Linked DNA regions of Homo sapiens: region 1 is linked to region 2. A link is a contact called in ENCODE Hi-C or POLR2A ChIA-PET data. All regions are on one chromosome and are shown on one strand. The core of a region is the stretch at or near the end of the contact, and the rest is flanking DNA. Distances in the headings are between cores, read along the strand shown.

What was found. A loop is a pair of places that touch in the nucleus more often than their neighbours do. ChIA-PET counts read pairs that join two places held with the same protein, here RNA polymerase II (POLR2A). Pooled maps may share reads with other maps.
Region 1: a map with no recorded cell type shows a loop between it and region 2 (6-fold over the local background). The contact joins two enhancer-like sites. A Hi-C loop is called at or near these places in 1 of 168 maps with a recorded cell type or tissue (naive thymus-derived CD4-positive, alpha-beta T cell), 2 of 37 single-sample maps with no recorded cell type and 4 of 50 pooled maps. POLR2A ChIA-PET finds 5 or more read pairs at or near these places in 5 of 52 experiments (CD4-positive, alpha-beta T cell, T-cell, activated naive CD4-positive, alpha-beta T cell and 1 more).

What each region holds. Positions count from the first base shown.
Region 1 is chr4:121,194,610-121,202,188 of GRCh38, forward strand. It overlaps a transcript of TNIP3 not described here. Among named protein-coding and RNA genes, the nearest start is that of TNIP3, 34 kb to the left of the region's middle. Within about 2 kb of position 5,807, at least 4 of the 41 ENCODE cell types and tissues checked have a DNase peak (open chromatin) inside an H3K27ac peak, as active enhancers do.
Region 2 is chr4:121,136,632-121,143,949 of GRCh38, forward strand. It overlaps TNIP3 (TNFAIP3 interacting protein 3), which reads right to left. Exons shown (of 11, transcript NM_024873.6): 8 at 6,095-6,145; 9 at 5,185-5,283; 10 at 1,993-2,053. Among named protein-coding and RNA genes, the nearest start is that of TNIP3, 24 kb to the right of the region's middle. Within about 2 kb of position 3,125, at least 3 of the 41 ENCODE cell types and tissues checked have a DNase peak (open chromatin) inside an H3K27ac peak, as active enhancers do.

The sequences.
Region 1 (7,579 bases), core at 4,557-7,056, 61 kb after region 2:
AGGATTCTAGAAAATGAAATGAAATACTCCCATCATAATATTTAAAGTTCAAATAGTAAAAAACACAAAATAAACAAAACCCCTAAACCTTGAGTGTCTTCATCTTTGCTCTATTTAATGGCTGGCATTTCACCTCCCTGTGGACTTCTCATAATAAACAAATAGGCTCTGTTGGAATCCTCAGATTATAGAAACTTGCTTTTGGAAATATGAGTGAGTGCTAATATCCATGAACAATAGAAAAAAAAAAGTACACACACACACAGACTTCTTCTCAGCAGGGTAGAGTGGCTCACGCCTGTAATACTAGCACTCTGGGAAGCCAAGGTGGGCGGATCACCTGAGGTCAGGAGTTCGAGACCAGCCTGGTCAACATGGCAAAACCCTATCTCTACTAAAATTACAAAAATTAGCCTGGCATGGTGGCAGGTGGCTGTAATCCCAGCTACTCAGGAGGCTGAGGCAGGAGAATTGCTTGAACCCCGGAAGCAGAGGTTGCAGTAAGCCAAGATTGTGCCACTTCACTGCAGTGCAGCCTGGGTGAAAAAGCAAACAAAACAAAACAAAAAAAAAACTTCTTAATTAAGTCAATAAATATTTTTTAAAAACGTCTTTGAGTAACCCCCATACACCTTCAAAATCAACTGTCTATATGCTCATAATTTCAGATGGGATTATAGAAGGAAGAAATGTGCATATAAGGGAATTTTTAAAATTATTCTTTAAACAACAGTGGTATGAGCCTTGACATCAGACAGCATCACATAGATTAAAATGGAATTATATCACAGCATTACCTTTGGCTAGAAAAGTTATAAAACCCAAGTATTATGGACCTTGTTTATTTATTTCTGATTATAGAGAGTGGACCATTTTTTCACAGGTGAAATGTCAAAAACATTGGGTACTCTTTGTTTATTATAACATGTCAAACAATCGAATTCAGATGGGAATTAACAAGGGTCATGACAATGTGGAGACCAGGAAATTAAAAGTTATTTGTATTAAAATTGTTTGGAATAAAATTATTTGTTGTTCTTCATAATCCTCTTTATATGATTGACATAAAAGCAAATCTAGTATTTGTAGTAATGCAGCTATACAAAGGCTAGAAGACAAATTCCTAAAACTGGGTAAGTTAGATTACTTGGCAGCAATGGCAAGCCTGACTATAGCTGGCATTTCAGAAATAAACTGACCAGGGCTGATAGCATTTGGTAGTAAGAACAAGGACCAGCAGGGAGTGAAGTGAACTGGTTTTGTGAGTGATGACAGGATGAATGGGAAACAGTAGCATTCTGCTAAATAAATGACATTTACACTCACGTTGCTGATGCTTGTAGAAATACATACAAACAAACAGACCTCCTGCCCAGACTAGTCACAGTGATGGCAGGATTCATGGAGCCAGGCACTGCATTAAACACCACACGCTTGATTTTATTAAGTCTTCAGAAGGCCTTTTTAAGGTGGAAACTGTCTCCCTGTTCTTAGAGTTGAGGGAACTGAGACTCACAGAGATTAAGTAATTTGCTCACGGTGAGCTCTTAACCACTGCATTTACTTAGGAATAAATGATCCATTTTCTGTACTCAGAAATAAATTGACAAGGTCTACAATACTTTCTTTTTATAGCTTTTGTGTCTAAAACTAATACTGTGATAAAAATCCATTTTAAACCTGTGTTTGTAAATTGCTAAAGGTAAAGAATTAAGACAGATCAACTAGTGATAATGGTAGAGGTAGGTCTTTTTAATAAGTTTTTTCCTGTAACAAGTATAGGTTTTTTTTAAGTTAGAAAATAAATCGACGAATATAATATTTGGCTCTAAAGAGCTAAAATTCTGGAATTGGTATAGGAAGCAATTTTGTGTGGTTGACTATGTAATAGAAATCATAACAATTAAATGTGAAATTCCCAGTTTGGAAAACCAAAGAATTTGTCACATTTTTTTTAATGGAATTACAAATTACCTGAGATATAAAGTATATACAGCTTTGAAGATGAAAAAAATTAACAATTGCTTAGTAATATACATTAATACCAAAGATAACTATAAATATTTAGCAAAGGCTCAACAAATGCTGAATAAATAAATAAATAGAAAAAGCAAGTACTTTAATCTTCTGTATAAAGGTTTTTATAATAATTGTTATAATAATACAATTTCAACGTAGAAAATTTAAAATAAAATTATGATAGATTTGCTTCTATTTTCTTTCGATTTATATACGTATTTTTAAAATTGAGATTAGAGATACATACTGTTTTATATTTTATTTTTTCTGATTAGTGTTTTATCAGTCATTAAAAAAATGTAAGAAATAAAATTCTCCTTCTTTTACTCAAAGAACCATGGGTAGAATAAGAATTCAGTTTAAAGCATTCAAGAACAAACACAAATAGACTTGACTCAAAGTCTTAATGAACTTAAAAAATACAATGTGTTAAATACATCAAAAATGGGAAAAAATCAACTAGAAAGCAGTGGGCTATTTATCAGTGCAATATAAAAGTTGTACTCATAAATTACAAGCAGATGGCTGCTAAGAGTTAAGAAACTTGTTGTTTAGCTTTACTGTTAAAGACTTTGGATGTTCTTACATGAATGCTCTCTTTAAGAACACCTAAGTCCTGCCGGGCACAGCAGCTCATGCCTATAATCCCAGCGTTTTGGGAAGCTGAAGCGGGTGGATCACCTGACGTCAGGAGTTCGAGACCAGCCTGGCCAACATGGTGAAACACCTTCTCTGCTAAAAATACAAAAATTAGCTGGGCGTGGTGGCGGGTGCCTGTAGTCCCAGCTACTTGGGAGGCTGAGGCAGGGGAATCGCTTGAGCTTGGTGGCGGAGTAGAGATTGCAGTAAGCCGAGATCAGGCCACTGCACTCCAGCCTGGGTGACAGAGCGAGACTCTGTCTCAAAAAAAAAAAAAAAAAAGAACACCTAAGTTCAAGCTAAAATACACATTTGAAGTATTTAAATTTTTTAGATAAAAATGAAGAATCGAAGAGAGTAATGAGAAAGAGATTATCTTTAACATGTAAATCTATTCCAAACCTAGCTGGAAAACTAAACATAAACAAAAAACTGGGAATTACCCAAGAATTCTGAAGCAATTTGGGGGCAAATTTAGAAATCCTCCTCAAAATACATTAGCCACCATGAAAGAGAAATGAAGATTGTTGGTATTATTCTTGTTAATAAGGAGAGCCGTATAAGAAAGTCAAAGTCCTTATCAGTGAGCAATGGAATGTCATGGTATAGATTCACTACTATTCAAGTGTTTTGCGCTATGGAAAGAAAAGTTTCTGTAATGACGAATCTTGCTTGACTGAATAAATACACATGTGAAAGATTCACTGATATTACAGGCAAAGGCAATTTTAAATATTGAGTAACTATGAAAATGTTCATCATGTTTTTAAAAATAGATCCTAGAAAAGAACTAGAGGATGCGGATAATAGATGTGTTTCTGGGTGAGTATAAATATTTGTTCTTTCTTAAGGACCTTGGCTAGGAGAAGTTTCATTCTTGTTTTTTTTTTTTTTAGAAATTACTTGTAAGAGAAAGTAAGCAATGACATTTTTAGGACTTTTCAAACCAAAATGCTAAAGCAAAAGGAATAAGCTACAGAGAAAATGCACAAATTTATAGGAATAGGCTGAAAAGTAGCACATGACCTTCATTGTAAAGAATTGCATTTAGAGAAGAAAATAACCCAAAACATATGGATTTGATATATATAGCATAAACTTTCTGGTGCAAAGAGGTTTACAAGGCATTTAGATTGTTTGCTTATGAAATCATTCTCACAGAGCTACAGTGCAAAATTTCTCAATGACTAGATTTTATCATTCATTTGGCAAATAACAACTGAGCACCTATTATGGGCCAGATGCATTTCTTAGTGGTGAGCATATTATGTCAATGAACAAAACAGAAAAAAATCCCTGTTTTCATGGAGCTTACATTTCAAGGTTTCTGTTAAAAACAAAAACTATAGCATTATTTTGCCTCTAAACAAACTTATAGTGAATTTACCCTCAAGTTCCTTAATAAACATGGCTTGAAAGATCTAGTGAAGGCCAACTCAACTGATCAAGAAGATGGGTTGCCTTAAGGCAAAATTTTTAAAAGTTGGTTTATGTGTCTGGAAAATATAAGTTCAAAGACAGTGTTAACAAAATCATGGAATACGTTATGAGAACAAGCTGTTCTTTCAAAGTAATGATGGCCTGAGCTGTCATAAAATATACATATAGCTCTGAGGTATTTAAAATTTTTAAATAAAAATGAAGAATTAGAGAGGATAATGAGAAAGAGACTGCCTTTAACATGTAAACCTTTAAAAGACATCTTTGAAAAGGGTATAGATCCTCTTTGATGGCCAGAGTCACAAAGTTGTAAACAATTAAGAGGAAGTTTAGTGAAATCCTAAAACCAACCAAACAAACAAAGGGACTTGAGAAAACTCAGATGTGACATGGCAGGTCCAGCTGAAAGCACTGAGCAAGGAGAGAGAGTGGATAGATAATTCAAAACAAAAAACAAAGCAAAACAAAAAACAAAACCAGAAAATTTAGGGAAACCTGGGACACACTCATGGAAATGGTGGCGATACAACTTCAGGGAACCAGGAAGGGATGGATGCTAGAGCTGGGAAACTGTTAGTAAAATACTGATAATATCTACAGCACACTAAGCTTCAAGATATCCTATAAAGCTAGTTGTTACTTAGACAGCAGTTTGCACTTAAAAGAAGTCGGACATGAGGTCTATAAGAAAACAATATTACTATGTTTCTAGCCCAGAAATACTCCTTTCTGGCAGAGGTAGATGGGCAGGAAAAACAAGGTCTTCAAAGGCCCTGGTTATGAGCAGGGATCGATGAATGGGAGGAGGAAGTGACACCTGGGAACCATTGATTAAAGATTTCAACCCATGACAAGCTGAGAGATCTGAGATTAAGCTTATCACTGAATTGATCTTTATCTCCCACATTCCTCTATTCTTCAATGGAATTAAGAATAGTGTGTGCACCAAGCTTCAACAGCCTGAGAAGAATGGCCTGGAGAAGAGAAAGCTGATCATGTAAACACAAATTCACAATGCCCAGAATAGAGGCATCATTCTTTTGGTACCCTCAGATAAGAAAGGAAACCAAGGAAGCCTAATCTTTTCAAGTGGCATCAGAGTAGGTAACTTGTCAGGGTAGGTACCTGAGGACGGTTGTGTAGGTTGCTGTGTAACAGCACATGGCTTAGGAGCGAAGGCTGGGATACAGCCCATTCTCTACTTGCCCAGCCAAGACACCTCGTGTGGGGCTGCATATGCCCAGAAGAAAGGGTGCTTTTTTCTCAATTACACAAAGGCACTACACAAGCTAGCATTGTCCTGGGAACTGCATCCCCTCAAAAACCACGGTCAGAGGCAGAGCCCTTACCTGTCAATATTGAGATGGCATTTGGCATTTCTTTCTTTTGTGTGTTGCAACACTGTGACCACGTTCACTGGGTTCCTTTACTGCCCCCACATGGGCACAGACATGCTAAGGGAGCTTCCTCTTGCCTTGGTTCTCACCCAAATAGGTAACACCAACCACCCCTGAGAATGCTGAACAATGGGTTCACCGAGACAACTGCAGAAGAGTTTCGACAGAGATGCTACAAAATTACAAATTCCCTTTTGCATAATCCACTAAGAAGAGGAATATTTACAGTCCAAGATTTCTCAAAAACTTTATAGTAGGGCCCTCAGTAGACTTTATTTAGACACAATGTCTCAAAACTGTACCTAGTTAGAACTTGTCAGGCTCAGGGGGTTTTCCACACTTCTGAGCAACGTTTTTCATCTTTACGCAGAGCTTTGACAGTTGGCAGCTGTGGGGTCCCTGGCAGTCTCTGGATTCATAGAGACCCCCGAGCACACATACCCTGACCAGTGGGCTCCTGTGGTGCTTTTAGTAACCACCAACAAACTGCTGTCTTTTCCTATGATAGAACAATCTAGTTCAAAGAGAACTGTTGCAAACACTTAATGCCAAAGCTATTGGTTTAATGATCCTGGAGTTACTGCCAGTAATCAGGCACCTTGGCTACCTTTTTTTCAACAGATTCTTTGTTGTTGTTTATTTTTGTTTTAATTTCCTCAGAGAGCTTTTTGTTCCTTTTTATCCAGCAGATTTCTGGAACCCCAGCTCAGCTGGCCATTTCAAGTCCTCTGTTCAGGCTCTGTTAAGAGAACAAACAAAACTGTACTGGAAAATCACTTATCATGGGTAGAAATAAACCCGGAGGGAAGTGTCACAAAGTGAAACTGGCTTTTTGGATCTGCTTGGTGAGAGTGAAAGTAAAGGTCAATTTTTGGTAAGATACTCTGAATATTAGCAAAAGTGGAACTGTGTGCTGGGGAAGAGAGTAGGAGTTGAAGGTCAAGGGGAACTTTGGTGGCTGCAATAACCATGATTAATTTATGAATGGACTCTAAGCTATGTAAATGGATGCTTCTGATGAGTCTGGATGAGTAGGGGGCAGGAAAGAAAGTTTTGAGGTATGAGGAAAGTCCAGAAAACATGCTAATCAAATGTTCCATGAAAGGGGACAACTGAGTGGCCATACTGATGCTTTATTTAGTGCTTGGAAGGACCACAGGAGGGCTTACTGCAGAAACCACAAGGACGTTCTATGCAAGATGGCGTGTGGTCAATGGCTGGCTTCTTACAAAGCAGCAGGGTCCAGAGTGGAACATCTTGTTACTAGGCATTGTTTTGTATCTCATGTGTTTAAAATTAGTTTTTAAGCATTATATTGTATGTCTCAAAATAAAACAAAACTCCCAAAATAAAAGACAATAGGTTTTCTAAGAAGACATAAATATGGTTCTACAGCATGAGTATCATGATTTTTGCCTTAGGCAAACTTAGAGCTAGAATGTTTGTAAGAGTTTTCTAGCTAAGCCTATCTAGCTTCATGCAATACATGTCTGCATGTTGTTCTCCCAGGCTTGTGTCATGATGGGAAGAGCCCTGGACCTGGAATCAGAAGAGTTGTATTCTAGATTAACCAACTAGCTATGATTTGGGCAATTACTTAGCTCATTCATTTGTATATTAATTAATACACACATATTCATTTATTCAACAGTTATATATCAAGAATCTGCTATGTATCAGTACATGAGGATCACATTTTCCTCATATGTAAATTAAGGAAACTGCCTAAACTCCAACATTGAAATCATATAATTTATTTTAAATGTCACATTATTTTGAAGCATTGAGATAAAAATCTAGGTCATCTCACAAACAAATGGAAACATAGCCCATGCTCGTGGATGGGTAGAATCAATATTGTGAAAATGACCATACTGCCAAAAGCAATCTACAAATTCAGTGCAATTCAAATCAAAATACTACCATCATTTTTCACAGAACTAGAAAAAACAATCCTAAAATTCATATGGAACCAAAAAAAGAGCCCACACAGCCAAAGTAAAACTAAACAAAAAGAATGAATCTGGAGGCATCACAATACCCAATTTCAAACTACACTATAAGGCCATAGTGACCTGACAAAG
Region 2 (7,318 bases), core at 1,875-4,374:
GCCAGGAGTTCGAGACCAGCCTGGCAACAGACTGGAGGTGGAGCAAGACACCATCTGAACAAAAAATAAAAATAAAAATTAGCTGGGCATGGTGGTTCATGCCTGTAGCCCTATTCATGAGGCTGAGGTGGGATGATTTCTTGAGCCCAGGAGTTTAAGGGTACAGTGAGCTATGATCACACCAGTGCACTACTCCAGCCTGGGTGACAGAGTAAGACTGTCTCCGAAAAAAAAAAAAAAAAAAAAAGCTTAGGTTGGTACATCATGGAGATTTTTTTGTTGTAGTTTTACATCTGTAGACACTGTTACATGGTATGTTTATACATCACAAAGCTCACTACATTTTTCCTAGCTAGACAAAAATCAGTAAGTCTCATACACTGACTACAACATTTCATTATTGCATATTCTATTTAGTTTCTGAATGTCATCACAATTCATTTCTATTTTATGTAATCATTAGCTTGTGTAATATTGGTCCAGCAAGAATCTAATAATGATATATAAATGACCTTATGGTATTACTAAATTCTGTACTAAGTAATTTTATTTTCCAGTTATTAAACTCCAATTCAGAAAGAAAATATCTTTAATAGTCATTCCAGAGCAATATAAAATGGAAAATTATAATTGGGTAGCAATTCTGTTATTATACCATAATAGATTTTAAAATTGCATATATTATGCAACACACATTCCGGTTAATGGTATGCCTTTCTAATAAAACAACTCCATTATTGTTGGAACTCAAGAACTTCATTAAAACCACTGGCTATATTTGTAGTAGAAAGCAAAGAAAAAAGAGAGTCCTATAGTGTTTTGATAAATACCTGGATATTTTATTATGGAATTCTCACATTTCATATTTCTTTTCTATGATGCTGTTGTAATCTATGGCCTTTGTCACTCCCATTGCTGCTGTGTACAGCTGTCCAGATTGCGTATTGTACTTCAGCAGGCTCCATTCACATAGAGTACCATGATGAGCCCCTCAGACTTGTAAAGTTCACAACCTGCAAAACTACATGTGGTGTCCCTGACTCCCTATTTACACTCCATAACAGACTCCTTGTATTAAAAACTAGATTTCTGTGATCTCAGCTCTGACTTCAAACGAGATCAAATTTCAAGAATGGCCTGAAATTAGACTACATAGCTCATCTTCAGCATTTTTAGATAGATTCAAATCTTTGGAAATTAACAAGTTAGAGTCCCAGGTGTGTGTCATATGAGACTTTAAACATGTAGCAGACATTTCTAACTTTTGATTATGTATACTTGATGAGAATAGAAGTGGGATTTTGATTATAGCTCAGTTTATACAGCCCGCTTCTGGGTGGCCTCACAAGACCATAGAAACAAGCAGTAGAAAGTATAGCAGATTCTAGAAAGAAAACAGAAAATGTTAAATCAATAAAAAATAAGATTTAAAAAAGTACTCTTAGTTGTGAGTACTTCATAAGTGACTTTTAGTTTTCCCCAGCATACTTTGAGGTGGGCGTTGTGGGCAACCCTGGCCTAAACTAAGAGCCCTGCCTTGGAGTCTGACATTTAGTCATAAGGGAACACAGTTCCGAGCCTTTGGTTTCCTCTGTCTGTCTGCCAGTGACATTTAAAACATCTGTCTAGCAAACTCAACCTGGAATAGTGGGTGTGCATCTGTGCTTTGTAGTACAATTGCAGAGCTTTGTTGTTGTTATAATACAGCTCTGCTTACAGTTTTCATTTCTAACCCCAGATGGAATTCTGACTCTGAGACTGAAAAAGGAACAGAAGCCAGAATTGAGGTTCATGCATTTCTGCATTCGCACATTTTCTTTGTCTTAAGGAGTTCAATTTAACCCCAGGTGCATCAAATTAAAGTTATGTATGTAACACAACTTTATAGTAAGTCCTCCCCAAGTACGAATGAATGTATGTTGAGTAAACATCCCCAAAAGATCCCATTAAGATGTAAACATGAAAGAATGCTCAATACAGCTGTGGTCTCACCATTTGCCTTGTGTTGTACATCTGGCGGAAGCTGGTCAAGAGCATACCACTGATAGTCTGGCTGTGTGGAACAATACAACATTATTATAGCAATATGGACTTCAAATATAGTGGCATGTCAAAAATACAATTAGGCTATGTGGCTTTTATTAAGCAGGCAACACAAAAGTAATTTCTATCCAAACCTATTGCCAACCTCACTCATCCTGCTTACCCCCCATCACTGCCATCATCTCTCCCTACCCCCTCTTAAATCCACTCTGTGTTTGGCCAGAATTTCTACCACTTTGAGGTTGTGACATATTTTCTTTCTTTTTTTGAAACAGATGTGTTTTGAATATCTGCAGAAGTATAAACACTTGTAAAACTTACTACAGCCCATCAATAAAACAAAGCAACTTAGCATCAACAAATACTCTTTTTGAGACCCTCACACTAGAGGCAATGAGAAGGCCAGGAAAAAAAGTTTAATACAAGTTTTCTAATGGTTTAAGGAAGAAATTTAAGCTATTAAATGGGGATTTGGCATTGACAGAAGTTCAGGATGGTGAAGCAGGGCAAATCTTTCCCTTTTTGCTGTTGTGAAGAACCGATCCAGCAGAACCTATCCTCTAAATTGCTCATATAGTTTAGTCTACAGAGACAAGATTTTTCTCTTGGGATTTTCTCCTAGGTTTACACCAGTTAAGAACAGCTAGATATTGAATGTCGAACAAATTGCATTGAATAAATAGTAAACCCATAGGCCTGAATCATCAAGATATCTCCAAGGCCAGCACCTCTGTATTTAACGCTTAGGAATGGAGCAATCTCAGCTTTACCTGCCCACAAAGCAGGTCTGTCTTTCTGCTCTGAATGCTCACCCCTGCCTCCTACTTCTCCACAAGACACAGAGAATATAGATTTTTTTGTTGTTCTGTAATTCAATTATCTCCTAAAAATAACTTGAGGAAAATTTTTCTAACATGAGCCAACAGAGAGCATTTACAAGGCTGCCAGACCACTGAAAGTAGCCCAGAAAGTTCAATTACTCAATAAGACACTGAGAAATGCTGCTTTTAGTGCAGTTTGACCCCACTGTACCCCTACTCTAGACACCTAGGCCCTTGGCTCCTCTGGCTTATGAAAAAGCTAGAAGAGGAAATGAGATCACCTCTGTTTTTTATCTTCTCGTTTATTTTTAGATGTCTCAAATAACACATAGGATAAGTGACGTGAGCCTCAGTTTTATATTCCAGGAGAGTTGCCAAGAGAAGGTAAATATCCTGTAATGTTACCAACACTATAGCATGTGACTTAATTCAGCCTTCGATATAGACAAGAAACATGAAATATTATTTTTAAATTAACTTTGAGGATTTGGTTGTAAACTCTACTGTTATGCTGAGATTTTTTTCATCTGACTACTGCTTGAAAATGTAGGCCATTCTGGCCAGGCGCAGTGGCTCATGCCTGTAATCTCAGCACTTTGGGAGGCCAAGGTGGGCGGATCATGAGGTCAGGAGTTTGAGACCAGCCTGGGCAATATGGTGAAACCCCATCTCCGCTAAAATTACAAAAATTAGCCACGTGTGGTGGTGTGTGCCTGTAGTCCCAGCCAGTCGGGAGGCTGAGGCAGGAGAATTGCCTGAACCCAGGAGGTACAGGTTGCAGTGAGCCAAGATCGCACCACTGCACTACAGCCTGGATGACAGAGCGAGATGCCTTCTCAAAAAAAAAGAAAAAAGAAAAAAAGAAAGAAAATGTAGGCCATTCTACATGGCTTGGAGTCCTTTTTCAAATATAGGCCTTTATTTGGTGACAATTTTATGTGACCTGGACTGCCTTGCCTTTTTTAATTGACATGGACTGTTTGATGAGCTATAGTAGGTGAATTCCTTCCTTCTTTCCATAAAGAAATATTTGACTGAAACAATAATTTGTACTCCTAGGTAAATGTGAATGACTGATTGGTTTTATAGTTAACCTTTCATAAGAATATTTCTCCAATCCCCCAACCTGTAGAAGCCAACTCCTATAGGTTAATTCACTCCTACAGTAAATTTCTCTTTATGTTTCTCACAATCTGAGTTGACTTCTACATTCTTGAAAAAAAAATTTAATGTTATTGGTAAAGACTGAAAAGTAAGCAAACAGGTAAAGAAAAAAAAGGAAAAGGGGGAGGGAGAGCAGACAGAACTAGCAACCCGCAATAACATGAAAAGACTCAATTCTTAGCGGTGTGCTGTGTCATACCAGGGTCAAATAAGAGATGCTCATTAAATCCTCACATTCCTTCAGCCACCCAAAGAGTCATTATCTCCTCCCTTGGGAAAAGGGTTTTGAGTCACACTCGAACAAAAGTATGAGAACTTTCAGGAAGCCAAGAGAATCATGTTCTCTGTAAGCATTCTGGTAGGAAAATCCCAGTTAAAAATCTTAGATTTTTTCATCATGAGAAACACAATTAATCAAACCTAAAGGGTAGCGGGATTTGTCTGGGTAAATCCAAAATGCAGAAAATGCATATTTTTTTCCTGGATAAATTTCTATCTATGTAGGCAAAATAAAAAGTAGAGGAGGGTAGGTGGAATACTGCTATTGAGAAGGAAAAAAAGGGTGCTTTGGGCCTCACTAATTCAGGTTGACTGTCCAAATCAATTCCCCTCACAAATAATTGCTCAACTCTGCATTTCATTTTGTCTGGGAAGACACAGCCATGGAGAACAACTTAAGTGGGTCACTTTTTCTTGGATCCTTTAAGAAAATCCTTTCAATTGGAAAATGTCAAAATCTATTTTGCACATATGTAGCAATATCCATAGTAGTTCAATATAAATTTACAACCGAACAAAAGCATCTCATTTTTCTTGTTTTGCCATATCCACTTTCCTTTATACATAAATACACTTTATACAGAAAATGTCCTTTGGGTAGAATGAAGTATGCCAATTGAAAATGTTATATGTTGTTCAAGGAATTATTCCCAATTTAATACCTTTCAGTTAATTTATTCGTATCTATGTGTCCTATGGATTCAGTGTCCCAAAGATAATTCTAGTGTACATTGACCACTCCAACTTTGCAAGTTAGAGGCTGAGAGAAAACAGAGGCTCTTGCTGTAGATAATATAATGTGCTGAAATTCCAGAGATGCACATAATTTCTACCAAAACAGTATACTAAGCACTTTTTCAAATGCACTCTTACTTACTGGGTGCTCCCGTTGCTTCTGCACAGCTCCAGGGCCTGTTGGTACCCATGGATCTTGCAGGTGGAAAACCAAGCCGCAGTTACAGGGTGGGCAATACATCTGAGGAGAACAAAACTGTGGGGTCACTACCAGTGGGAGAGACTGAGGAGTTGCAGTGACATTGCTTTATACAAAAGGTTTGGTTTCAATCTTAAGGTTCCACTTAATCTGGCATAATTATAACTCAAAATAGTAAACATGTCAATAGACTCAGGACCAATACAAACGAGGCTCACAGGTCAAGTTTTACCTAAGGTGAAACTATAATCATTTCCCCATTTTGAAGAAATTAGACACACTTGAAAAGTATATAGAGTTAACTTTATGTTTTTGAGTTATCTTTATTGAGGGCCCTCAATGAAGAAAATCTATTCATTGAGTCATAAAATAGGTTTTCTTAAATTGTAGCCAGGGAAAACTAAAATCCAGAAAGGAAATTAGGAATTAGGACAAATAATATTCATTATTTAAGGCTATTAGAGAACCCATGGGATAGAATGCTTCAGTGCTCAAGAAGGCATGTTATTTTTTCAAAAGAGGCAGTATTTGATTTAGTTTTCTACTGTTAATTGTGTCAGCAACTGCATGAAATACCAATGAAATCTATTTCCAGGTGCTTGTGGGTCTAAGGAGCACTAAGACTTGTGCTACTGGTAACATGCTCTATAAAGCATATGCTTTCTATGAGTGTTAGGGTTGAAAGGCCTTGGTGGTGCCTAAGCACTGTCTATCCGTTGATGGTGTAGTCAGTAATGAAAAGCATGGGTTGTTGTAGGTCACCTGTAGCAGAGCTTGAACATGTCTTTAATTGGGACAATGAGAAATGCTGTACATGGGAATAAATGTATGCGTGAAAATTAGATCAACATACCTGTTTTAATTGCTTTTCTAGTTTTTCTTTCTCCATCTGACAAGCTTTTATCTAAAGACAAAACAAAGGCATTTGTTAATCAAGACAAGTTAAAATCATTAATTCCCAAGCCACTCTTGACCTACTCAAGTGTCAGGCATTGACAGCAGTAATACCAACAAAAATAGCCACAAGTTGGTTTTTGCAGACATGCATTGATTCTTAAAATTTCCAGTTGCAGTTTGAAAAATGTGATAGTTTTAAATTGCTATTCCAGTTTTTTGAGGCCATTACAATTCTGTTTTAGGTAGATCTATTTAGATACAGATATAGAAACAATTTCCATTGCTTACTGAATGACATTGGAATTGTCAACCTGACATTCAAAGGCTTCCACAATAAACGTTAGAAGTTATATATGCACTTAATCCATGTCAGAAACTTATCTAAATTTTTTACATGCAATAACTCACTGAATTCTCCCAATCCCTCTATGTGATACTTAATACTATCTCAATTTTATAGATGAGAACACTAAGACATAAGATTCTGAGTAACTTGTTCAAAGTCACACTGCTATATCCCACAGCTTCTCACTACTTAAGGCCCAGCCTCATCTAGATGAATCACCTACCCTGGGTTCCCTTAACTTAAGACACATTTAGAGAAAGCTGGCTTTTCCTTGACTGTTCATTCACATCATTGTCATTCCTACACTCCATGTCCCACATTCCCATAAGGGATGGTCAAATATCCCCTTCTGAATGATACCTTTCCAAGTCCCACTTATCAGAATTATTCTGTCCTCTTATGTAGTGTTGTATATTTACTGTGTGATTTTTTAGACCAATGTGTACTATTTACAGGCAATTCTTGCTGCTTGTGGTGGTCATATTCCATAAAGTCACCACGGACACTGAATTAGTGAATATTGAACCACTGCTCCTAGGAGAAATGTTGGGTTAAGTTTCTGCTAGCCTCTTGTCACAACATTTGTGTCAATGGATCAATACATAACTTTGTTTCATGTGTGTTTCTGATTAAAGACAACTTATTTAATATGTATTGTTGATTAACTCTGAAGTCATGGTCAAGAGTACTATAACATGTCTTAATGAAGCTTCTCTAACACACTTTTTCTCTATAAGGCACATCACATCCTTCATGCTTAGGAATACTAGAGAGCATGACAGCATATACGTGTGGGCCATTCTAAACCATGAAATCACCAACAAATAGCACAAA